Linked DNA regions of Mus musculus: region 1 is linked to region 2. A link is a loop called in an ENCODE intact Hi-C map of the cell type or tissue named here. Cell type or tissue: heart. All regions are shown on one strand. Links, peaks and the distances in the headings refer to the core of each region. The heading gives the core; the rest is flanking DNA. Region 1 holds the start of Zfp260 (zinc finger protein 260). Region 2 holds the start of Zfp146 (zinc finger protein 146).

The links. Peaks named below come from ENCODE experiments on the same cell type or tissue, not always from the same donor. Only the 100,000 strongest peaks of a DNase experiment are listed, where the experiment ranks them.
Region 1: a loop joins it to region 2, with 10 times the contacts of the local background. A loop is called at or near these places in 12 of 42 quality-filtered maps.

What each region holds. Positions count from the first base shown.
Region 1 is chr7:30,087,522-30,099,917 of GRCm38, forward strand. Zfp260 (zinc finger protein 260) reads left to right here and starts at 7,555. Exons shown (of 3, transcript NM_011981.4): 1 at 7,555-7,690; 2 at 12,007-12,201. It overlaps Zfp566 (zinc finger protein 566), which reads right to left and starts at 2,989. Exons shown (of 4, transcript NM_152814.2): 1 at 2,767-2,989. In heart, for the core only: a CTCF peak has its summit at 7,586; DNase peaks (open chromatin) are centred at 7,270 and 7,640; H3K4me3 peaks cover 2,714 bases; H3K27ac peaks cover 2,342 bases.
Region 2 is chr7:30,164,872-30,177,267 of GRCm38, forward strand. It overlaps Zfp146 (zinc finger protein 146), which reads right to left and starts at 4,870. Exons shown (of 2, transcript NM_011980.4): 1 at 4,788-4,870. Gm5113 (predicted gene 5113) reads left to right here and starts at 5,004. Exons shown (of 3, transcript NR_157376.1): 1 at 5,004-5,343; 2 at 10,980-11,075. In heart, for the core only: no CTCF peak of the experiment used is centred there; a DNase peak (open chromatin) is centred at 4,930; H3K4me3 peaks cover 3,151 bases; H3K27ac peaks cover 1,860 bases.

The DNA.
Region 1 (12,396 bases), core at 4,486-9,485, 76 kb before region 2:
TACTCCCTAGCTACTTCCTAGCAACAGTTAATCAAAGATTAGTCTGGTTATTTTGGGTGTACTTTCAGCTTGTTTGTGATTATCTACAGTCTTGCTTCAGGGCACCCACCTGTCGGCTTAATAGCCTTTCTATTAGATGTTTGCCAGACTGGACACCCCCTCCCTCCCTCCCTCCCTCCCTCCCTCCCTCCCTCCCTCCCTCCCTCCCCTGCTCCTATTTTCCTATAAAAACTTGTCCTGCTGAGGGCTCAAGGATTCTGTTGTGACAAGGCTGGGAGGGAGGAGAGTCCAAGTCTAAGCTTGTAATAAAGAGACCCTGATGGCCTTTTGGGGTTCATGACCACTTCCTGGCACAACAATACAATTCTTGTATAGGGTAGATCATGATACAAGTGTCTGAATCTCAGCACTCCCGAGACTGAGACAACAGCACTGCCGGAGGCTTAGACCACCCAGGCCTTCACAGACTGACTCACGTCTCCCTCCCACCTCTCTGCTTCTCTCTCTCTGGTTTTGTGAGAAAAGGTCTCTCTACATAGCTCTGACTGTCCTGGCGTTCACTCTGTTGACCAAGCTGGTATTGAACTCACAGAGATCTACCTGCTTCTGACTCCAGAGTGCTGGGGTCAAAGACCTGCACAACCATACATAGTTTAAAATTAAATCTTTTATTTTAAATCACATTTTAAACCTTTTTTGGGGTTAGAAGAGGGTGTGGGAACTGAAGCTCCTGCATCCTACTGTAAAGGTAATTATAACACATCTGCTGTGGAGGCGCACGCCTTTAATCCCAACACTCTGGAGCCAGAGGCAGGTGGATCTGTGAGTTCAAGTCCAGGTTGGAATACAGACTAAGTCCCAGGCCATCCAGGGCTATTCAGTGAGACTTTGTCTCAAAAGAAAAAAATTAAAACAGACATGGCAGAATGTTTATAAGATTAAAAGTTAGAAATACTCAAATGTCTACTATTTGATGAGATGAATAAGTGCCATATACTTCAGATGAATTTTGCAGATAATGGATGGAACTTGAGAACATCATCCTGAGTGAGGTGACCCAGAGTCAGAAAGACATGCACCGTATGTACTCACTGATAAGTGGACATTAGCCATAAAGTGCAGGATAACTAAGCTATGATCCACAGACCAGAAGAAACTGGGTAATAAGGAGGTCCAAGGGAGGGTTTGAGAATCCCACTCAGAAGGGGAAACTAAATAATCATCAGAGATGTATGGAGAGAGGAAAATGGGTAGGAGAGGGGGTGAGGATCGGAACAGGGATGGCGATCAAGTAGGGAGGGCGAGAGAGGGCTGGGAGAATGGAAACCAGCGGTGGGAGGGGGGGCATCTCTGGTGACTAGCTAGAGCCTTGGGAAGGAAGAGGCTACAGGGAGCCTATGGGGTGACTTTAGCTGAGACTCCTACTAGAGGAGAATTATAGAGACTGATGGGGCCACCTCCTGTACCCAGGCAAGACTTCCAGAGGCAGGGGGACGGGACATCAATCCACTCCAAAAATCTTCAACACAAAATTTGTCTTGTTTATAGAAAGTGCAGGGATAAATATGGAGCAGAGACTGAGGGAACAGTCATCCAATGACTGCCCCAACTTGAGACCCATCCCATGTGAGAGAAACTAATTAACTCTACTAATGATACTCTTGTGCTTGCAGACAGCAGCCTAGCATAACTGTCTCCTGAGAGACTTCACCCAGCAGTGGATGGAGGCAGATGCAGAGAGCCACACTCATCAGGTGGAGCTTGGGGAGTCTTGTGGAAGAGTATGGGATAGAAGTGAGCAAGCCAGAGGGGTCAAGGATACCACAAGAAGACCCAGAGTCAACTGACCTGGGAGCATGGAGGTTCACAGAGCCTGGGTCACCAACCAGGGAGCATGGAAGAGCTGGACCTAAGCACACTCCCCACCCCACGCCTACACGTTTGTAGCAAGTGTGAGCTTGGTGTTTATGTGGGTCCCCCTAAGAAGTGGAGCGGGGGTTGTCTCCATCTCTGTTCCCTGTCATTGGATCACCCCCTACTTCGACTGCCTGATTGTGCTTCCTAGACCTGCTGGGACTAGGTGCCCCAGGGAGGGGTGGTACCCAGAGGGACTCTCCTGCCCAGAGGACAAGGTAAGGGGGAGATGGAGGGAGGGATTTGTAAGGGTAGGACTGGGAAGCGAGGAAGGAGGGTGGCTGAGATTAGGATGTAAAGTGAATTTTTAAAAGTAAACATTAAAAACAGTTGGAAATACTCATATGGCTACCCTTAATAGTCGAGATGTATAAATGCTTCAGATCCTGAAATATCAAACAGCACAAAGACTCAGTTAAGCCGCTATCCCACTTAACACGGGGAAGTCCTACACAGCTGTCCAAATAAACAAAGTAAAAGACAAAGAAAAGCATGATAGCTCACAAATGAACCTCTAAAATGAGCAAAGGCTAAAGAAGAATGCACGCAAGATACACATTCAAAACTTCACACTCACAACCCACACACAGACCCACAACAGAGACACTCGGCTATCGGAAACCTACCTACGAGAAGACAGGACTACCTACTAGGGGCTCAAAAAGTAACTTAAGCACAACTTCACTTTTACCACACAGAATCCACAGGTATCTGCGCCTGCACTGTGCTGCACGTGGTCACAACATCACACAGTCGCACGCCCCTACAGAGACAGAACACTCACCCAGTCAGCAGCTCTCCACATCCACACACAATGCCGCACGTGTCCCCAGCTCGCTCCCTCCCACTCACCAAGGGGTGGTGGCCGCCACGGTGTTAGCAGAAACTGATGCTCATCACCAGTCCAGCCCCTTAGCGCCGCGATCACTGTTCACAAATTAGCCGCACAATTCCGACTCCTCTGCCGCACAAAGCCCAGCCTCGGCGTTCGCCCCGCCTCCTCCCGGGTTCCGCACCAAAGGCCTTCCTTGCAAGCTGCCAAAGCCCTGCAATCCTTCAGTGCACCTCCCCTCTTGCCAGCAAAGCTCTGAAGTCACGCCAGGCGCGTGATCTTCCCGCGAGAAGCCAGGGAGCCCTCTGGGAAATGTAGTCAGTCCGAGGGAACGCGGCAGACAAGATGGCTCCCGATGGGCGGGGCTTCTAACGGTCCCTCAGTGTGGTGGACGAGCGGAGGACACCCCAAATAGAAACGCATCCTCAGGATACATGGAACCCTATATCAGCTTCCACTACTGCATTTAAAATCATTCAAAAAAGTTAGGAATCTGTTGATTTCCCGGACTTTTGGTATTATCTGTAGAGGATAGACTGCATCAGGAAAGGGGCGGAGAACTGGTAGGGGGCGGAGTGTGATTTGCATAGTAAGCATAATCATGCGGCTGAGACTTCTAGTAATATAATTCAGTGCAATACGAAAAAAAATATATTGAAGGGGGAAAGTTATCTCAATTTCTCAGAGAGCTAAGCCTTTGCTTGGCCACCTCTAGCGGCCGAGTTTCCCCCCGCCCCAGAAGTGTGCAGGAACAGATCTCCTCCGCAGATGTGTGACTTGTTCTGGACATGCATTTGGCTTGGTACTCATTAGCAGGTCCTGTAGGTTGAAAGGGTGGATACCAGGACCACACCTTGGATTCCCACATGCTTCTAATGCTAGCCCGCAGGAGGAGCAGGAGGATCAGGGTCATCCCTGGCTACTGAGAGGTAGTTACATTAAAAACTACAGTGGAACACTTGGAGAAAGCATCTTCCTTTGAAGTGATTTCCATAACCAATAAATATACCTAGTCCAGGAGATAACAAGTCAGTCGGTCTGAAAAAGACATTAAAGTTGGGGCTAGAGAGATGACTCAGCGATTAAGAGCACTGGCTTCTCTTCCAGAGGACCTGAGTTCAATACCCAGCCACCACATAGTGGCTCACAATCATCTATAAGAGGATATGATGCCCTCTTCTGGCCTACAGATGTATATGCAGCAGAGCACTCACATTAAATCTTTTAAAACGACATTGAAGTTAAAAGACTACATCTCTGTATAAATCAAGATTTTCTCTTCAGAAAATAGGGACAACACGGCTTACCTCACTTCTCTGTTAATTGCAAAGCTGCCACAGTCCTAACGAAATAGATACTATAAAGACATGAAGATCTTATAAGGATATGAAGTTACCCAGAATAGAATGGAGCTGAGGGAGAGCTGCCGGTAGACTACCCCAATGATAACGGGTATACTAACCAGGCATGTTAGAGGGAAGTGAAGTTTGGGATTGCTGGGTGCGGAGATTTGAATGAGCTGGCTCATAGGCTCATACATTTGAATGCTTAGTCATTAGTTTATGGAACTGCCTGGGATGGGTTAGGGGATATGGCCATGTTAGAGGAGGTGTGTTATTATTGGAGGGTGGGCTTTGAGGTTTCAAAAGCCCATACCAGGCTCAGTGTGTCTCTGTCTCTCTCTCTGTCTGTCTCTCTCTCTGTCTCTGCCTCTCTGTCTCTCTCTGTTTTCTGCAGAGACATTGTAATTCCTAAACCAATGATGACATCAGCCACCTATTAATTTCCCACACTATTATATTATCCTGATACTGTTTTTTCAGTCATCCACGATTTTCCCACTGACCTGGGATACTGCCACAATAAATTACCAATGCTCCGTGAATTCATTCATGTTTCTAGATTCAATATTCTGTTCTGACCTCAAGTTTAGACAATCTTATCAACAAAGAGCTTGGGTTGGCATAATGATGTCTGGAACCCTGCACTGGGCTACGGGGTAAGTGGACCAGAAGAAACTTGAGGCCAGCTTGGGCTACATAGGGAATTTAAGGCCATGTTAGGCTATGTACATTCTACAAATTATCTATATACCAAAGATATTTTTGCCTGTTAATTGCAAACCTTTATATTGCTAATATTATCTCAATACAGTTCATAAGTTTTAGAAGACCATTCTGATTGGAATCACTGGACTCCTAAAATTAGAATACTAATAATGAGCCAGGCAGTGGTGGCACATGCCTTTAATCCCAGCACTTGGGAGGCAGAGGCAGGCAGATTTCTGAGTTTGAGGCCAGCATGGTCTACAGAGTGAGTTCCAGGACAGCCAGGGCTACAGAGAAACCCTGTCTGGAAAAAAAAAAAAAGTAAAAAAAAAGTAAGACACAACTATAATTCCTAAACGTATAAGGGGCATCAGGAGTTCAAGGCTATGCAGGGCTTTGAGGCCAGGCTTGGCTATTTGAGCTCGTCTCAAAGAAATAAATACAAAACAAAATTGTAAAAGACTGCCAGAGAGGTAGCTGAGTTGGTAAAGTGTTTGCTGTGAGGTGGGACTTTCTGGTTTCTCTGACGACTCAATTGTGCCAGGTGATGTTTTTCCGGAAGCTCCCTTATGAGAGGGCACGTGATGTTTTGCTGAAACCAGACTCTTCAGAAGGCACATAATGTTTAGAAAGAACATAAATGGAACCCCACAAACAGTGAGAGGATGCTCTTGCATTCCTATTCCGTACAAAGCTTCGCTGGTCTTCACTTTGTCGAGAGAAATGCACCAAAGAACTTCTCGTGGTATTCCGGCTGCTCCTGGCTGCTCCCTCTGATTTGGGCCAGTTGCAGTTTCTGCTGGATCTTGCCGCCACTACTGATTCATTTTTGGTGTTTGCTATTGGCCTGGACTGCTGGAATCCTGACAAGGAAGAGTGGGATTGCCCCGAGAAACTACTTCTAAATGGGTCTGTGACTCCCTTTTCCTATTAACCTTTCTCCCTTGCTTCTGGTCGGTGGATTAGAAGGGAAGTTGAAGTGTTTAAGAACCCTAAATAAAGTAGGTTTTGAAAAAAAAAAAAATCTAAGCCCGCAAGTAGGCTGCCTCTCCTGAAGTCAGGGTTTCAGAGAGCTGCTTCTTATTGGCTCTTGGAGTCCCTTTTATGGGGAAGGGTTAGGGTTGATAGAAAATAGGTGTAGAGAGCTGGAGAGATGGCTTAGCAGTTAAGAGCACCGACTGCTCTTCCAGAATTCCTGAATTCAATTCCCAGCAACTCACAACCATCTGTAATGGGATCTGATGTCCTCTTCCGGTATGTCTGAAGAGAGCAACAATGTACTCACATACAATTAAATAAATAAATAAATAAATAAATAAAGCTGTAGCTATAACTGGCTGTTAAAAATCTGGACAGAAGGGGGGGCTGGGCTCAAGGCTGTGTGTGGGGTGGGTGTGGGAATGTATCATGTAAAAGGGTACCTGGGAAGGTATCTGGTAAGACATATTGGTAAGCCATAAGGACAGTCATATATTCCAGGATCAAGAATTTAGCTCACAGTTCACGGTGGCACCTTTTTGGTTTCACACTGGGCTGTTTGATAAGGAGAGAGGCAGAAGCCTAGAGGTCAGGAGAGCAGAAAACCAAGCATGGTGGACAAGAGGTCAAACGGGCTAGATTATATAGGGAAGAGAAGCTGGGGAAGGGACAGCCCAACTCTGGTGGGAGATTTCAGGGTAGGAGGCAGGGTAGCCCAGGACAAGCACAGGTAGCCAGGCCCCACCTCTATACTAATCTAATGGCCTGGCCCAGTCCCTTGATGTGCAAGAGTATTCAGGGCCAGCCTTCTAGACTGTTCTACCACTGAGAAGGCTGTTTCCAGCCCCTTGAGATACAGACAAGATCCACTCTATAGAGGAAAAAAGGGCGGGGGCGGGGGGAAGAATCCCAGGCCGCCCTGGAAGCCCCGCCTCCTTTCCCCCCAAACCCTATATAATGCCTGCCTCCTGTTCTGTTCTTTGTTGATTCTCTCCCAAGCAAAGGCACCCAACTTCTTGAGGCTTTCCTAATACATCTCTCCCGAGGTTTGCTGTAGGGTGTGACTTTGTGGTATTCCTTGGCTCCCAACTGTAGGATAGCTTTCCCTTTAGAGCTGTAACACCTTCACCAGGCCATCAGCTGCTTTGATATGTTAACAGGCATCTCAGCCATTTGCCCCAGTTTTGGGACCTAACACTCAGGTAACGCATTAACAAACCTCCCACAGGACCCCACAACTCACCTGCATACTGCTTTCCACATTGTTACACACTGTCACAACCCTAGGACATACGGCTACAAAAATTACAATTTCACAATAGTTCATTTTCCTGATTGTTTAGTCTGAACCCAATTATCAGTCTCAATTCCAGCCTGGCTTCAGTTTGTGATACTGTAGCAATCGCTTCCTTAACACCAGAGTCTGATACAACTCTCTGCAGAGCTGCCAACTATCAGCCTGAGATGCCTTCTGGGAAATGTAGTTCAGCAGTGCGCCACGGTGGCCAAGATGGCGTCCTCTCCCGTAAAACCCAGAGGATTGCGCCTTACTGGGAATCTCGCCCTGGAGGCAAGGAAAAGCCTATTCTGTGAGTTTAAGCTGCACTCATTACACACCTTGGCACACCATTGTCCTTTGCGGTAACACAGTGTAAAAGTGGTAGTATCTGAGTTCCAACCTTTTACTACTTATCCACTGGGAAAAGTTCTCGGGAGAGTGGAGGGGAAATTAACTAGAACCCCTGAGACTTCTGGGAAATGTAGTTCACAGTTAAAAAGAGAGCGAAAGAGAGAGACTAGAATGGAAAAAGATCCTCTAGTTCAGAGCCCTGGTGGGCAGAGACCTCTGGGAGTGCTAGCTCACTGAAGGAGTGCGCAGGCGCAGGCTTCGTGGCTCGCCATCGTCGCCTTTGTCTGGGTGAGTTTGATTTCGGGGTCTGTAGGACCGGGATTTTCCCAGACTGAGTAAAGGCAAAGGAGCTGTGGGGGAGGGTTTACCCACCTGCCCGGGCGAGGATGCCTGAAGGGGCGAAAACGCCTACTGTGATGGTGGAGCTGAGAACTTGGGTGGATGGGGGCTGGGGAGATCAGAAACCGGGGTGGGTTTGCGGGCGGGGTGAGCATACGTGTAAGGGTGTGTTTTGGTTTGTTTCGAGTGAGCGAGAAACTGGTTTCAAGTTTGTAAAAATACAGGGGTGGTTTTCTAATACATGTCGCATTTATTTTAAAAATAAAAACGAGGTGTTTTTTTTTCTTCTGGAAAACAGGAAAGGGAAAAAGATAATTGAGTGAGTAGTTTTAAACCTGGTTTTTAAAAATCAAAACAAGTCTACAGTAAAAAAATGAAACCAACGTTCCTTTGAAAAATATTCTTTGTAACAAAGATTTCCAATAACTCGTTATTGGATGCCTACACATCTGTAGGCATTAACTTGCTACTTGGAAAAACCAGATGAGCTAGTTTTGAGTAGTCCCAAATTTACGGACTAGCCCTTAGAATGTACTTTTCACTGCTGCAGATGGGATTGAATCAGTAAGGTAATTAATTGTCCCCCCTTTAGCACAGAGAGGTCAAGAAAGCTATTTAATTTAGCACTCTGATTTGTCAAAGGACAGGGCTCGTGTGTGTGTGTGTGTGTGTGTGTGTGTGTTGCCTGAATATATGTGTACGTGGAACCTGCAGAGGCCAAAAGAAGACATTGGATCCCCTGGAACTGGAATTATAGACAGTTGTGAGCTGGCATGTGGGTACAGGGAGTTGAACTAGAGTCCTTTGGAAGAACAGCCAGTGTTCTTATCCACTGAGCAATCCCTTCAGCTCCAAATTAAGACTCCTAATTTGTCCAGATTTATCCATACCAAGTAGCTTTTGTTAACATACAGATTTTCTTCTGAGTAGTTTTTGGTCAGTCTTTAAAACATGACAAACAACAAAAAATGGTCTGCGTTCATAGTCCTGCTTGTCCTGGAACTCTCGAGATAGGCTTCCCAAGTGCTGGGACTAAAGGCATGCGCTGTTATAGCTGGCTCATCATCGTTTTGCTTTCATTTCTCCCTCCTTCCTTCCTTCCTTCCTTCCTTCCTTCCTTCCTTCCTTCCTTCCTTCCTTCCTTCTGAGTCAGGGTAGTCTCAGTGTGGCCCTAACTGTTTTGGAATTCGCTCTATAGATTAAGCTGCTCCAAACTAGGATGTTCCAACTGCGTCTGCCTCCTGAGTGCTGGGATTAAAGGTGTGCGCCACCTTGCCTAGCTTGTCACACATCTTTTTAAAACATGTTTTTCTTTTCTTTTTTCTTTTCTTTATTTTCTTTTTTTTTTTTTCCATTAAAGAATTTATTTTTAAGCCGGGCATGGTGGCACACACCTTTAATCCCAGCACTTGGGAGGCAGAGGCAGGCGAATTTCTGAGTTCGAAGCCAGCCTGGTTTACAGAGTGAGTTCCTGGACAGCCAGGACTACACAGAGAAACCCTGTCTTGAAAAAAAAATCCAAAAAAAAATTTTTTTTTAATAAATTCTTTTTTTTTTTTTTTTTTTTTTAAAGATTTATTTATTTATTATATGTAAGTACACTGTAGCTGTCTTCAGACACTCCAGAAGAGGGAGTCAGATCTTGTTACGGATGGTTGTGAGCCACCATGTGGTTGCTGGGATTTGAACTCTGGACCTTCGGAAGAGCAGTCGGGTGCTCTAACCCACTGAGCCATCTCACCAGCCCTTTTTTTAATAAATTCTAATCAAGAGTTATTTATGTGTATGTGAATGCTCGAAGGTTGTGGGCATGTTTATGAATGCCCTTGGAAGCCAGAAGAGGGCATTAGATCTCCTTGAGAGCAGTCCAGTGTGGCTGCTGGGAACCAAACTCCAGTCTTCTGGAAGAGCAAGCAGCAGTGCTCCTAACTGCTGAGCCATCTCTCCAGCCCCTTAACAATTGCAATAAAGTGAGATATTATTAAAGGGTCAACAATTTTGATAAGTAAGAAAAAATTTCAAATTAACAAGGAAGATACAACTTCTTTTAGTGTGTGTGTGTCTACATGTTCATGTGGGTATATGCATAAGCACTCGTGAGTGCACACATGCATGTGTGCATGAGTATGCACATGGGAGTCATAGGGCAGAGCACTTGTGAGTGCACACATGCGTGTGTGCATGAGTATGCACATGGGAGTCATAGGGCAGAGCACTTGTGAGTGCACACATGCGTGTGTGCATGAGTATGCACTTGGGAGTCTTATGGCAGAGCACTTGTGAGTGCACACATGCGTGTGTGCATGAGTATGCACTTGGGAGTCATAGGGCAGAGGTGGAGGTCAGGTGCCTTCCTCCATGACTCTCTACCTTACTGTTTGTGGCAGGCAGGGTCTCTCACTGAATGTGGAACCCCCTGAGTCCATGAGTGTCAGGGATCCACTGCCCTCTCCTCCATGAAGCTGTATGGCAGCGTGTGTGACTTGTTACATAGGTGCTGGGACCTCGATTCAGGACCCAGTGCCTTTACTAGCAGGCATCTCTCCACCCCCAGCTTGCTTTCGTTACCCTTCTGATAGCGATGTGCCTAGGACTGTGGGATTTTTTTCATCTCTAAGGACTTCTACTGCTAGGTTTCTCTAGGTTGCCCTGGCTGTCTGGAAACTTAATATATAGACCAGGCTGGCCTTGAACTCAGAGTGTGTGCAACCACGCTCAGCTGAGAGCATCAAACTTGTTATGTCCATTAGTGTCATACTGATTACTGATAGCTCCTTCTTGAAGGTGGCCTCCACCCGTTTCCCCTCTGTATTATCTGATCCGTAATTCACAGCACAGCACAGCACAGCACAGCTATAGCTTGTACATCTCCAAGTAAGAGAGTAAGCCTGCCCTTTCATTACTATACCCTGGAAATCAATTATTCTTTTTTTTTAAAGATTTATTTATTTATTTCATGCATATGAGTACACTGTTGCTATCTTCAGACACACCAGAAGAGGGCATTTATGAGTTTGAGGCCAGCCTGGTCTACAGAGTGAGTTCCAGGATAGCCAGGGCTACACAGAGAAACCCTGTCTCGAAAAACCAAAAAAAAAAACAAAAAAAAAAAAAAAAAAAAAAAAAAAAACACTCCTGGCTTCTCTCTCTCTCTCTCTCTCTCTCTCTCATGCGCACACGCACAGGCTGAACCTCACCACGTAGCTGAGAATGACCTTGCACTTCTGATCCTCCACTCTCCTGAGTGCCTGCCCATATCAGTTTATTTCTCTTTACATTGTGTGTGTGTGTTTACATGTGTGCATGTCTGTTTTTCAGTGTGTATACTTGTTCTTCATGTGTGTGAGCTTGTGTGGATGGGTGGGGTGCATGTGCACAGGAGTGTTCATGCATATGGATTGGCATGATGTGGAGGTCCTACATTGATGTCAGGAGTCACCATCATCCATCGATTTCCCACCTCACTTATTAAGACGGGGTCTCAGTCACACCCACAGCTCTTAGACAGTCTTGTGTTTCTAACCAACTGGCTCCCAAGATCCCTTCTCTGCCCTTTGAAGCTGGAATTACAGGCAAGCCATTATGCCCCCCTGACAGGTAGGGATTCTGGGAATCCAACACCCATCTTCACGTTTGCCGGCACAGGTACTTTAAGCACTGAGCCTTTCCCCGTCCCTCTATTTGCTTTTTTTTTTTTTTTTTGAGACAGGTAGCCAAGTCTGGCCTCAAACTCTCCATCCTCCTGCCTCAGTTTCCCAAGTTGCTACTATTAGAAACATGCTACCATACCTGACTTAAAATGTTGTTGAGGCTGGGCGGTGGTGGCACACGTCTTCAAGCACAAGTCTCGGGAGGTAGAGACAGGCAGATCTCTGAGTTCGAGGCCAGCCTGGTCTACAGAATGAGTTCCAGGACAGCCAGGCCACACAGAGAGACTGCCTCAGAAAATAGAACAAAACCCCCACCGTGGTTGACAGTAAAATGATAGGCAGCAGTTTGACTTCAGTTGGGAGCAAGGGCACCTTGATACCCACTCGGAAATCATGTTCAGATGGCCAGCTTGGGCAGACTCTGAAAATGGCGGTGTCATAGTTCCTCTGTATAACTTCATTTCTGAAAATAGAATACCATCTGTTACCCACATCTGAAGAACATTTTGATTTTAAGTAGAATTACGGGTTTAGTCTAAATGCCAAGTACAAGCGCTTGGCCCATCTGTTTTGTGCGCATGCGCGGACTGAGGCGCCTTTGTGTTGTCTGCACAGTCCCCCTTCCTGTGTACTCCCGAGACCGGAAGTTTCTCTACCCTCCAGAGCTCTCTTGAGTGCTGAGGCTTCGGTCTGACTTGCAGCCGCTGCAGAGATAACGCCTGAGTCCTGAATTGCTTTACCTATTGCAAGTTAAAAGTCTACAGTTCAAACAAAAACCCTGACTGTCTGAGAAGCAGCATCAATCTGCAGGTGAGTGAAACCTTTATGTAGTGTTCTCAGTGTCCTTACAGCTCCAGTGAGAGTTTGATGATGACGATTTATTATTATTATTATTATTATTTATTATTATTATTATTATTTGGGATCAGCTTGTCCCCATTTGGAGGGACAGTTGTTGAAAATTCCTTAGGTCAGTGAAATTTCCAGACTTCCTCCTGACTCCGT
Region 2 (12,396 bases), core at 2,799-7,798:
TCCTTCATCTCCTTTGTAAGACACTGTGTGCCTGCAGGCTTTTTTGGTATTTTGTAATACACACCAGTTTGTTTGACACTTACATCTTCTTGGTAGCTACATTTAATGAGCTTCGCCAAACAAGCCCAGTCTTGCTCACGCTCTCTCTGCCTACATCTTGTGAATAAGATATTAGCTCTGAGCTACCACTCCAGCACCAGGCCTGCCTGTGGGCACACTCCCCACCAGGACAGTCATGGACTCACCCTCTGAAACTGTAAGCAAGTCTCCAACTAAACGCTTTCTTTAATGAGTTGCCTTGGTCACGGTGTCTCTTCATAGCAATAGAAAAGTAACTAGAACACAAATCATATCCCGCACGGGACAAGTAAAGACTGCATCTTGCCTAACATAAAAGCACCTCATGTGGCTCAGCAACAGTGCTTGGCCCAGCAGCTCTGGAGTCTCAATCCCCAGCAGCAGCCACAGCCACACTGTTTATATCAAATTCCAAATAAACACAAGGGTGTCCCCATCTCAATATTATTTAATATAAACAACACAGTAATCTATGCCAAGAAAAGAGTTAATAAAAAGCTAAAAAGCGCCAGGCATGGTGGCGTACGTCTTTAATCCCAGCACTTGGGAGGCAGAGGCAGGCGGATTTCTGAGTTCAAGGCCAGCCTGGTCTACAGAGTGAGCTCCAGGACAGCCAGGGCTACACAGAGAAACCCTGTCTTGGGGGGGGGGGGGCACCCAACAACAACAAGACACAAAAACTACAAAGCTTCCTATATTCTAATAACTATCGCCACATTCACTGTAGCACTCAGAAGGAATAACAGTAACAGTAGTAATAGACTAAAACTTCTGTAAAGACATTCAGGGTTGCTGCGATGGCCCTCTGTGCAAACCTGACAACCTAGGTCAGAACCTAGAACTCACATACACATGCAAGAAGAGATCTTACTGAGTTGTCTTCTGGCCCTCACAGATGGCACCTTGGCACCTGGGCACCCACCTATACACCTGGCACTCACAATAACGTTTGGGCTGTTTTTAATGTAAACATTTAAGACCCCAAATGCCACCTGAACAAAGCACATGCTCACGGATCGGAGTGTCTAACATCACAAAGATGCTGCTTTCCTCTAAATTATTTTGTAAACGTAATACAATCTCAATAGAAAATTTTAGGGGGGCATTCTCCATTCCTCAGAACTAGATAAGCCAATCCTAAAATTTACATGAAAAAAGGAAAGAAAGAGAGAGAAAAAAAGTAAGCCTATCATCCCAGTTACTCATGATCTGAGGCAGGAGCAGGCTGAGGGTGCCAGCATGCCTGGATTATTACAGGAATGCTGTATTAATGCTGTACGGGGGGGGGGGGGGGGTCCTGAATTAAGGCCCTCACACTGTCATGACAGGCACTTTACTGAAATGAACCAGTCTCCGGACCCTGGGTAGTTTCCATACTAATAACAATGAGCCAACCTCAAGGCCTAAATGTATATAACCTTGGTAGGGATTTTGGGAATCGTAAATCAGACTGTTAACTTGTTTACAGAGAAGCTCTCCTAAGTTACTGCAGCCCTGTGAGGGAGTTTTATTTTATTTTCAAGATTGATTGATTGATTGATTGATTATACAGAAGCACACCAGGTGCACCTCAGTAAACACCCTGTGAAGTTCCTTAGCAATCTTTTGAAGATAATAGCTCCTAATCTACAGGAACGTCTGTGACTCCTGCCGAGACAGTCAAGTGCCGCTCTTCTTTGACAAGCCCACGCACGTGCTATGGGACGCCTTCCTTTCTGGGTGCCCTCACGCCTCTTGACCCTTATGATTTTAAGTCTGTGTTAAGGTATCTTCAGGACGAGGACGTGTGTCTCAAATGGAAGACTGCTCGCCTAGCTTATCAGAAGCCGTGAGTTCAATCCCTAGCGCCACCGAAATTGGTTGTGTTGGCACACACCGGTAACTCTACAGGTCTGGAAGTAGAGACAGATCAGCCATAGCTACCACATAGCCAGTTAAAAGCCAGCCTGTGCTAAATAATACCCTGTCCCTAAAAACTTTAATAAACTCCAACTTTGGGGCAGGCAAAAATCACCAAGTAGAGGTGGATACTGAAATACTGAGTTTAATCTTTCTACCACCATAGTGGAAAGAGAACCAGCTCCTTCAAGTTGTCCTGAGTGCCTTATGCATGATGTGTCACTCGAGAGAGCACACATGTTCAGATAAATCGAGGAAAGGGAAGGGAGAAATGTAATTAAAATACAATCTCAAAAATCGCAGAATATTTTCTAAGTTGGAGTCACCTGAGTCATGGTTCCTAAAACAATAAGGAACTGCTCAGGCTGCTGCAGTTGACTGTGGAGCTCTGCCTCTAGACCTGCATCAGCTGACAAAGTGACCATGTTAGACTTCCTTTTAGGAAAACAGCACAGGGAACAGGCGAACACTATACACTGCCGAGCATGGCGGCACAACCCTGTAATCTAAGCACCCCGGAGGCAGAGGTGGAAGGACTGCAACAAGTTCAAGGCCAATCTGTCTGCAAAGCTAAGCTATACAGGGTAACCAGGATGACAGTCAGCTGATCTCAGAAAAAAATGGTAAATTAGTGCAAGTGAAAATATGGTAAGTTGGCTGAATTCACATTCAGTAGCTAAGTGTAATGGAACTTTACATTCCTGTAGTTGGTGGAAAGAGAATAGCTCATGGGCTCATGTATTTCAATAACTGGTCCCCTGTTGGCAGGACTCTATGGGAAGAATTAGGAGGTAAGGTCTTGTCTGAGGAGGCGTGTCACTAGGGGAGGGTTTTGAGGTTTCAAGACTCTGCTGGTGCCCAAACTTACACAGGCACAAACATAAATAAATGATTTAAGAAGCTGACTTTAGAACATATACTACACTCATATGTGTAAGTTATAAAGTAAATGGGGTTACTTGCCTTTGGCCTATCCATTCTAGTACCCCCTATCCCACAGTAACAATCATTCTGTGTGTGTGTGTGTGTGTATACACACACATCTATCTATCCTGAAGCTTTTTCCCCAATAGAAAGAAATTCAAAGACAGCTACCTTATTCCTGACAAGTCTATATTCTGAACCTTGTCCTACTATGTCTGAGACCTTTCAGTGTCTATATAAAGCTCCCTCCTCATTCTTCTGCACGACCACTGGATAAGCTTATTATCATAGGTCAACCGAACCATCCTTTAATGGATGAGCATGAAATGTTTCTAATACTTTTCTAGGCTAAACTTTGCTGTCACGAGCAAACTTGTGTCTGTATTGTTTCACTCAAACATAGTAGATACATTTGTAGCATCAATTTCCAGAACTGTGGGCTAGGGATATAGCCCAGTCAAGAGTCAATACACATTACCTCCAAAAAATTGCAACAAGCAAACCCTCACATTCTAGCTGCTTTTCTTTGGGGGATTTCTTGTCATTTTGTTTTTGTTCTTCAAGACAGGGTTTCTCTGTGTAGTTAAGGGGTCCTGAAACTCTGAGATCCAACTGCCTCTGCCTCCCAAGTGTTGGGAATTAAAGGTGTGTATGTGTCCAGCTTCAGTGATATTTAAAAAACTACTTTTGTTTCGTTTTTTTGTTTTTTGTTTTTACAATGTATCAACTAGTGGCAGCTATTCATAAATTTGAAAGCTACCCACTTGCAAATCTTAATCAGGTACTGCTTAACTTTTACCATTAGGAGAAAAGCCAAAGCTGCGGATGTCTTTAATGACTGCCACAGCAGGGAGAAGTAGTTTTTCACATGTGCTACACAATTCACAGAACTGTACTCGTGAAGGAGTTATGACATCTACGATATAGCACAGTAATCACTAAGTTTTTTTCAAAAAACTAAAAACATGGACCAGTGAGAGAGCTTGGGGGGGGGGGTGTGCAAAGGCGCTTTGCTTCCAAGGCTGACAACCTGGATTCCGACCCTAAACCCACATGATGGAGGACAGAACCGACTGTGGCAAGCATGCCCACACAAATAAATGTATATATATATATATATATATATATATGCTTTAAATGAGGAACTGTGCCTAACCTAAATCTAAATTAGACCCCTTAATCCTGGGTTTTTAGTGAAATGACGCTCTTCAAACCGAAACTCGAATTTGCCTAACAGCTCTATTAAAGTACCTCAAAAATCAGAAATGAAGTCTATGGCTGGCACCCCCGGGACAAACAATTCCAAACCAAATGTTTCCTTAATTAAGCATGACAGAGTAATCTGTATTCTACCTCCATTCATAAACAACCGCGTTTTAGTACACAGATCGTCTTTTAAAATCTAAACATGTTTACTAAGGCTTTCTGCACATATCACGAAATGCATTTGCGTATAAAACTCACCATCAATAAATACAGTTTTAAAAGTATTTAACCCTTAGCTTCATCCCACCTTTCAAGTAATCAAATAAAACGGATGCTCTTCGGGAAGATGGCCCCGTTATAATTATCAGCACTTTCGACTCGGGAACTACCGCGCAGACGTGATACTTCAACATGGGTCTCCTCATTGCCTCGTGAAGCATAGCCACCCACAATCCTACACCCAGCTCCACACCCACTCAATCATTCCAAATAGTGGGTCAAACTTTGCAGTCAAATTCGGTCTCAAACGCTCAAGCTTTCCTCAGAGGCCCCCACCTCCGCCTTCACCAAGATCCAATGCTCTTCAGCCCACTCCCTGAACCCCGCGCTACACCTCCAAAGATCGGAAACACTGCCCTCCAACCTCCCGAACCCACCGACCCAGGACGCCCAGATCCCACCTCCTACTTTGGCGCCACGTGGACACGACGGCCGTGCTGACCCGCGGACAAAGACCAAAATGTCCACTCGCTGCCCCTGCGTCTGCGCACTCAGGGAGTGAGTGAGCACTCCCAGAAGTCTCCGCGACATCTCAGGGCTTGTTCACTGAAGCCTAGCCAGGCTGTTGTCTATTATCAGCAATACTGCTTTTACGACTTTGGACTACACTTCCCACAAGGCACTGCGGGTTGCTTATCCGTCTCCCACGCACAAACCTGGCCGCCTCTTGTGATTTGGGGTTTCTTAGAGTAGATTGTTGTCACTTGGACCCAAATAAGCTCACGCCTGGTAAGATGTTTGGAGTGGGGACTTCCTCTTTGGTACTTCACGGGCGGCGTCTCAATAATACACTGAGCCCAGACCCCAAGGTGAAAGGACACCATCTTTGTCCGGGGCTGATGTGGCTATGGACTACGTTTCCCAGAGTCCATAGCGAGCTGACATTGTAGCTCAACTTTGATGAAACCTTTACCTTTGGCTGAAGCAGGATGCGCGCGCCTTCTACTGAGACCCAAGGTAAATGGTCTGGGGAGTACTGAACGGGGGTGGGGAACAGGCGTGTCCTGAACGGGGTTGTGCACGCTGAAGCAGGACTGGGCTGCGGGATTCTAATTGTGGTTTTGATTGTGGTGGTGACCGGTTGTCAGTGCTTACAAGTAGTGTGCTGTTGTAATCACCTGTCTCCAAGGTGTATATCTGATTGTTGCTGTGCAAACATATGTGATGTTATGTGTTCCGGGATCTTGTGGTTGTGGAAGTGGTATCCCGTGGTCCTGTAGTGTGTTGTGTGCTCGATAACCTTTATTCCTGGGGTTGTGTGGATATAGTTGTAGCTGTGACTGTGTATCTCTGGGTTAAGTGACCTTGTGTAGTACTGTGTGCAGTGTTCTGTGTCCGTGGCTCTGCGTCGGCAGTGCGTGAGTATCCTTGTGTTCTTGGAGAGAAGGGAGAAAGAAGGAGGAGGACTTTGTGACAGTGTGTAATACTGTGTGTATGCGGGTGTGGACTATCTTTGCTAAAGAGTGACTGGCCCCTGAGTGAATGTTCAGTTATGGCTGGATGATGCAGAGTACTGTGCCTTCTGCGTGCCACCATGTGTGATTGTGACTATGTAAGGAGGACCTTTAGGGATGTTAGGGAAGTGATTGTACCACAGTGGCAAGCAAACTGACTGGGATGCCTAGGTGGGTAAAGTTCTTGTGGCACAAGTCAGTTGTCATACTGTGTTTGTAATTATCCTGTAATCCAAGCTCCTACAGAATTCAGAGACAAGCATTTCCAAAACCTCTCAGATGAACTAGCTGGGAGTGTGTAGCAGTGATCAGACTACAAGGTAGAAGGCTAGAACCAACACCCAAGACTCTACTCTGCCCTCCACAAAAATGGCATTGCACACACATACCTGAATATGTGCACACACACAAAGTTAAAAAAATTATTTCTAGGGCTGGAGAGATGACTCAGTGGTTAAGAGGACTGGCTGGACTTCCAGAGGACCAGGTTTCAGCACCCATGTGGCAGCTCACAGCTGTCTGTAACTCTTGTTCCAGGGGATCCGACTCCCTCATACAAGCATACATGCAGGCAAAACACCAATGTACATACAATAAAAATAAAATAAATTATTAAAAATTTGTTTCTTAGAAAGTGAAGAGTTGGTGTGTGGATGTTTTCATGTGACATATCTTGCAGCAGCCAAATGTAGTGGGTCTGTGACTACTGTTTTGGCCCCAGCAGGTGCCGTAAAGTTTGGGCAGATTCTGGCCCTGGACAATAGTGACCTCAGTTTTACAAGGTGACACTGAGTTTGGACTGAGTGCCCAGCCATGTCTGACCTCCATCCCCTGAACACCAGGATAGAAGAACAGCTATCCAAAAGTACCCTGCTCACTCATGTTTCCTTTCTTCCAACCCTTTTCTAAGAGGATGATGCTGAGCCAAGACTATACAGCTCAGTAGTTAACTATTGACTGTCCAAAGCCAAATTCAAAAAGCATCCCATTTTATTCTCCTTTCCCTGAACCTTTTTTTTTTTTTTTTTTTTTTTTTGAGGGAGGAGAGGGTTTTTTTCATGAAAGGGTGTCTTGGTTAGGGTTCTACTGCTGTGAACAGGCACCAAGGCAACTCTTATAAGGACAATATTTCATAGGGCTGGCTTACAGGTTCAAAGGTTCAATCCATTATCATTAAGGTGGGGAGCTGGGTGGTAGTGGCGCACACCTTTAATCTCAGCACTTGGGAGGCAGAGGCAGGCAGATTTCTGAGTTCGAGGCCAGCCTGGTCTACAAAGTGAATTCCAGGACAGCCAAGGCTATACAGAGAAACCCTGTCTCAAAAAAAACCAAAAGCCAAAACAAAACAAAAACAAGGTGGGGGCATGGCAGCATCCAGGCAGGCATGGTGCAGGAGGAGCTGAAAGTTCTACATCATCTTCTGAAGGCTGCTTAGAGAAGACTGACTTCCAGGCAGCTAGGATGAGGGTATTAAAGCCAACACACACAGTGACACACCTACACCAACAAGGCCACACCTACTCCAACAAGGCCACACTACCAAAGAACAAGTGCTATTCCCTGGGCCAAACATATTCAAACCACCATACAGGGTCTCTCTGTGTAGCCTTGGCTATCCTGGAACTAACTCTGTAGACTGGGCTGGCTTCAAACAGAGAACTAACTCTGTGTGTGTGTGTGTGTGTGTGTGTGTGTGTGTGTGTGTGTGTGTGTGTGTTTGCACGTGATCTGTGAGCCTCTGTAATACAGCCCTAGCATTCCCTCTGTTACCGAAGATCATTAGTTATTCTAGTGATTTAAATACACTCTGTCTGGAGCCATTTCCACCTGTATCTCTTGTTCTTTTATTTTCTTCCCATGGTGGGACCGGGCAGGCAAGCACAAGATTCTTGCTATGTTACCCAGGCCTGAGATCTCAGATTCAGAACTGAGCTTGTCTATCAGTCTGTCAGTGTACTGGGGGCTTAACTCCTACTTTTCCAGGACTCTATTTATCCGGAAGAAGTCAGAGTAGATCAGAATGGCACGGCCCATCAGGTAGCTTGAAAGTTCATTTTATTTATGTGTTTGTTTGTTTTGGCTTTTTGAGACAGGGTTTCTCTGTGTAGAGTCTGGAACTCCCTCTGTAGATCTGAAACTCACAGAGATCTGCCTGTCCCTGCCTCCCAAGTGCTGGAACTAAAGGGATTGTCTACCACTGCCCAGACTTTGTTTTCAGGCAGGCAGGCAGGCAGGCAAGCAGGCAGTTAGTCAGTTGGTTGGTTGGTTGGTTGGTGGTGGTGGTGGTGATGTGGTGTGCAAGCTGCTGTACAGTGTGGAGGACTGAGAATGGTAGCAGGAGTCAGTTCTCTCCTTATATCACGTGGAACCCAGGATCAAACTCAGGTCGTCAGATTTTGCAGCAGGTGACCTTACCTGCTGAGCCATCTTTCCTAGCCCCATAACTCCTCCTAACCCTTCAGAACATATGAACACCTGTCCTCTTTATGCCAAAATGTCTGCTCTCGGGGAGCGAGTGATGGGTCCCCAACCCCATCGGTGGCTCCCTCTTCTCAGCATCATATACAGTGTTGTCACAGAGGAGCAGAGGAAAGGAATACCTTCTCTTGAAAAAGATGATAGCTTATTTTCTCATAACCATTAATGGGGACCACAGAGGAGACGACGGTCTTTTCCAGTGACTTTCCTATACTGATTTATTTCACTCCCTCTTAAAAAACAAAACAAAAGGAAAGAAAGAAGAAGCCTATTTCATGGGCTGGAGAGATGGCTCCCTGCTTGGGGACACTGGTTTTACTTCCAGAGGCTCTGCATTCGTGTCCCACACCCACATGTTGGCTCTCAACCATCGAACTGCAGTTCCAGGGGATCAGAAGCCCTGATCTGACTTCCACAGGTATCAGGCACGCACATGGTGCACAGACATACATGCAAAACACCCATACACATAAACTAAAAACCATATTTCCTGCTGTCAGAAACGGTATACAAAACATGTCTGTCACACATACAAAAACATGTCCCCCATAAGCTGATTATCATGGTGCACGCCTTTGATCCCAGCACTTGGAAGGCAGAGGCATGTAGATCTCTGAATTCAATCAAGGCTAGCCTACTCTCTAGAGTTCCAGGACAGCCAGGACTACACAGGGAAACCCTGTCTTGAAACGTCCCTCTCTCCCTACACAGAAACCAAACCAAACAAACAAAATCCCACATGTCTATCGCACGCATATGGTATGAGAAAATAAACACCGATATATTCGCCACCCAAATGTGCCATCTAACATCCTTACAAGTGGAGTGACTGCTTTCTATTTGCATGCAGCCATTGATACTTTTTTGGGGAGAAGGGTTGTTTTAAGATGGGTTAGCAGAGGCTGCTTGCTAACCCGGCTGTGTGTGTAGCCAAAGATGACTTTGAACTCCTGCTTATACCCCACTCTGCCAAGTTCTAGGATAATAGGTGTACGTCACCACACCCGAGCATGGTCTCAGTAACTTATGGGACCCTGCTCAGCTAGATTTTGTTTATTTTCCAGTCTGAATGTGAATCAGGAGAGTCCTGCTCCTCAGAGGAGAGTATTGATTGACACTTGATCATGTTCTTAGCTTGTGGTGCAGACCGAAAGCTAGAGCTTCCCATATCCCATGGTGCCTTTCTTCATCTCTGCATTGTAAAGACGTTTTCCTGAGTAGATCAGCTTGGGAAACCTGAACCTTTTCATCAGTTATGGTCTCACTGGAAATGGAACAACTAGCCAGTCTCCAGAGGCAGAGGCAGGAGGATCTCTGGGTTTACATAGTGAGTTCTGGGCCAGTCAGAGTAACACAATGTAACCCTATCTCAAAGAAAATGAAAAGAAAAAGGGAGGAGACAAATATATTTGTTTGTCTTGCTTTGCTTTTGTTGCTTTAGATTTATTTATTTATTTATCTATTTTATGCATATGAGTACACTGTCACTGTCCTCAGACACACCAGAAGAGGGCATCGGATCCCATTACAGATGGTTGTGAGCCACCATGTGGTTGCTGGGATTTGAATTCAGAACCTCTGAAAGAGCAGCCAGTGCTCTTAATCGCTGAGACATCTCTCCAGCCCAAGATACATATTTATAAGTACAGCCATCGCTACATAGTGAGATCCTGTATCAAAAATTAAAGAAAAGAAACAATTAATTCACTAATAGTGTGTGAGTGCGTTGTTTCAGGGGACAGTGATCTTTGGGGTTGTGGCTGTAGAGTTGTCTGGGGAGTGGAAGTGCATGGAGCCTGCTCAGAGGGACTTGTACAGAAATGTGACGTTGAAGAACTTCAGTTTCCTGGTCTCACTAGGTAAGGCCTAGAGCACCCAGGACCACATAGGAAACGGGACATCCTGGGACCAAAGCAACAGAAGTTTGCTGAGCCATCTCAATCTTAAGATGAAGGCAGGCTGGTCCATCACCTGCCTTGCCTACTTGCAATTAACATCGATAATAATAAATATTGTTACTATTTTGATTCCTTGGAGACCAAAAGCTAGGGTTTGAATTTTAATTATTTATAAAAAGGCTCTTACCACATTTATTTCTGCGTGATGGAGGAGATGGTATAAGTGTACCACTGAATGCGTCTTGAGGTCAGAGGACATCTTTCAGGACTTGGTTCTCTCTTTGCACCATGTGGACCCTGGGGATCAAACAGGTTGTCAGGCTGGGCAAGAACTTTACCCTGCTCAGCCATCCTACCAGCCCTAGAGTTTGAATTTTATTTTATCTTATTTTTTTATTTGTTTGTTTGTTTGTTTGTTTTGAGACAGGGTCTCCCTCTATAGCCCTGGCTGTCCTAGAACTCACTATGTAGAACAAGCTGGCCTCAAACTCACAGAGATTAAAGATATGTCACCATGACTGGCCAGAGTTTGACATTTAATGTTGGTTATTATTTCGCCTTAATGTGTGTGTGTGTGTTTATAAGGGTGTTGGATCTCCTGGAGCTGGACTTACAATTGTGGGCTTCCATGTGGGTGCTGGGAATTGAACCTGGATACTCTGGAATAGAAGCTAGTGCTTTTAACCACTGAGCCATCTCTCCAGCCCCCAGAGTTTGAAATGTAAACAGTATAATCATGCTTCATTTCTTCTCCCATTAACAGGACTTGTCATTTTTAAGCCTGATGTCGTCTTCTTATTGGAGCAAGGGAAAGAGCCATGGACGGTTACAAATTATATGACAAATCCTTGGCACCCAGGTAAGTAAGACCTGGCCTTGCTGGAGAAGTCATGGGGCTAACAGGACAGTGTGGTAGCAATACAGCTGACAGCTGTCACCTGAGTGATTGTCAGGAAGCCGACAAAACCTGCTGTAGAATAAAGGCCTGAGTTACAGAGAAGAGCAAGGACTCTGTCAGCATTGGCCAAGCACATAAGATTAAAATAATTAAAAGTATTCTGTATTAGATGGTATTTACTTCCACTGCCTTCTATCTTCTGTTGTTGCTAACTTAGGTAGCTATAAATTCGGAAAATATTTCATGCATATTTATTGTTTTATTTTACTTTATGTGTATGGGTGTTTTGCCTGCATGTGTGTCTACACCATGTACATGCCTGGTTCCCCAAGGAGGCCAGAAGAGGGCATTGGATTCCTTGGAACTGGAGTTGCAGATGGTTGTGAGCCACCATGTGGGTACAGAGAACTGAATCCGGGTCCTTTGGAAGAGCAGCCAGGGCTCTTGACCAGTGAGCCACCTTGTACATGGATGTAAGGACACAATCCGTAAGAACAAGAAAGACCTCTTCTTTAACATCTTTATTGCATGAGCTGTCTGCCTCGCTCACTTTGACCTCCCTCAGCCAGAACTCCAGCTCTTTACCCTCCAGCACCCTGCCTGCCTAGCTCAGGAACTTGCTCGACGCACGCCATGCCATGCAGGAAGCCTGTTCTGCTGCAGCTGCGCCTCCAGAGAAGGCTGCTTCCTGCTTCCGCGGTGTTCTTTTCCTTTTTGTTTAAAATCCCTTCCTCCTCGAGAGTCAGCTTCTAGGTGCTGCGCAGTGTGGGTGTGCTGTCTGTCAGCTCATCGTTCGATGTGCCACGGACAACATCATTGATCTTGTTTTGCTGTTATGATCCAGGAAGGTTCTCCACCTCCAGTCTCTGGGCATTGTACTTTGTATTGCCTCCTCAAGCTCCGACAGGATATATGCCAATGGCCAGTGGTGTTGACAGCACGTTGTCCCAGCTCAAACCCCCTCTCATGGTAGAGTTTTCTCTTGCCCCACGTGTCTTGTGCCAGTTGTCTCACAAGATGCCCATCACCTGTCACTGGCTATAAAGAGCTTTATTTTTTGGTTTTGGTTTTGGATTTGTTTATTTGTTTTTCGAGACAGGGTTTCTCTGAATATCCCTGGCTGTCCTAGAACTCACTGTGTAGACCAGGCTGGCCTGGAACTCAGAGACCCACCTCCCTCGGGCTCCTGAGTGCTGGGATTAAAGGTGTGTCCTACTCCAAACAGCTCTTACACAATTTTGCAGTTAGTACAAGTCTGTTCACTTGTCACCCTTATTTCCAG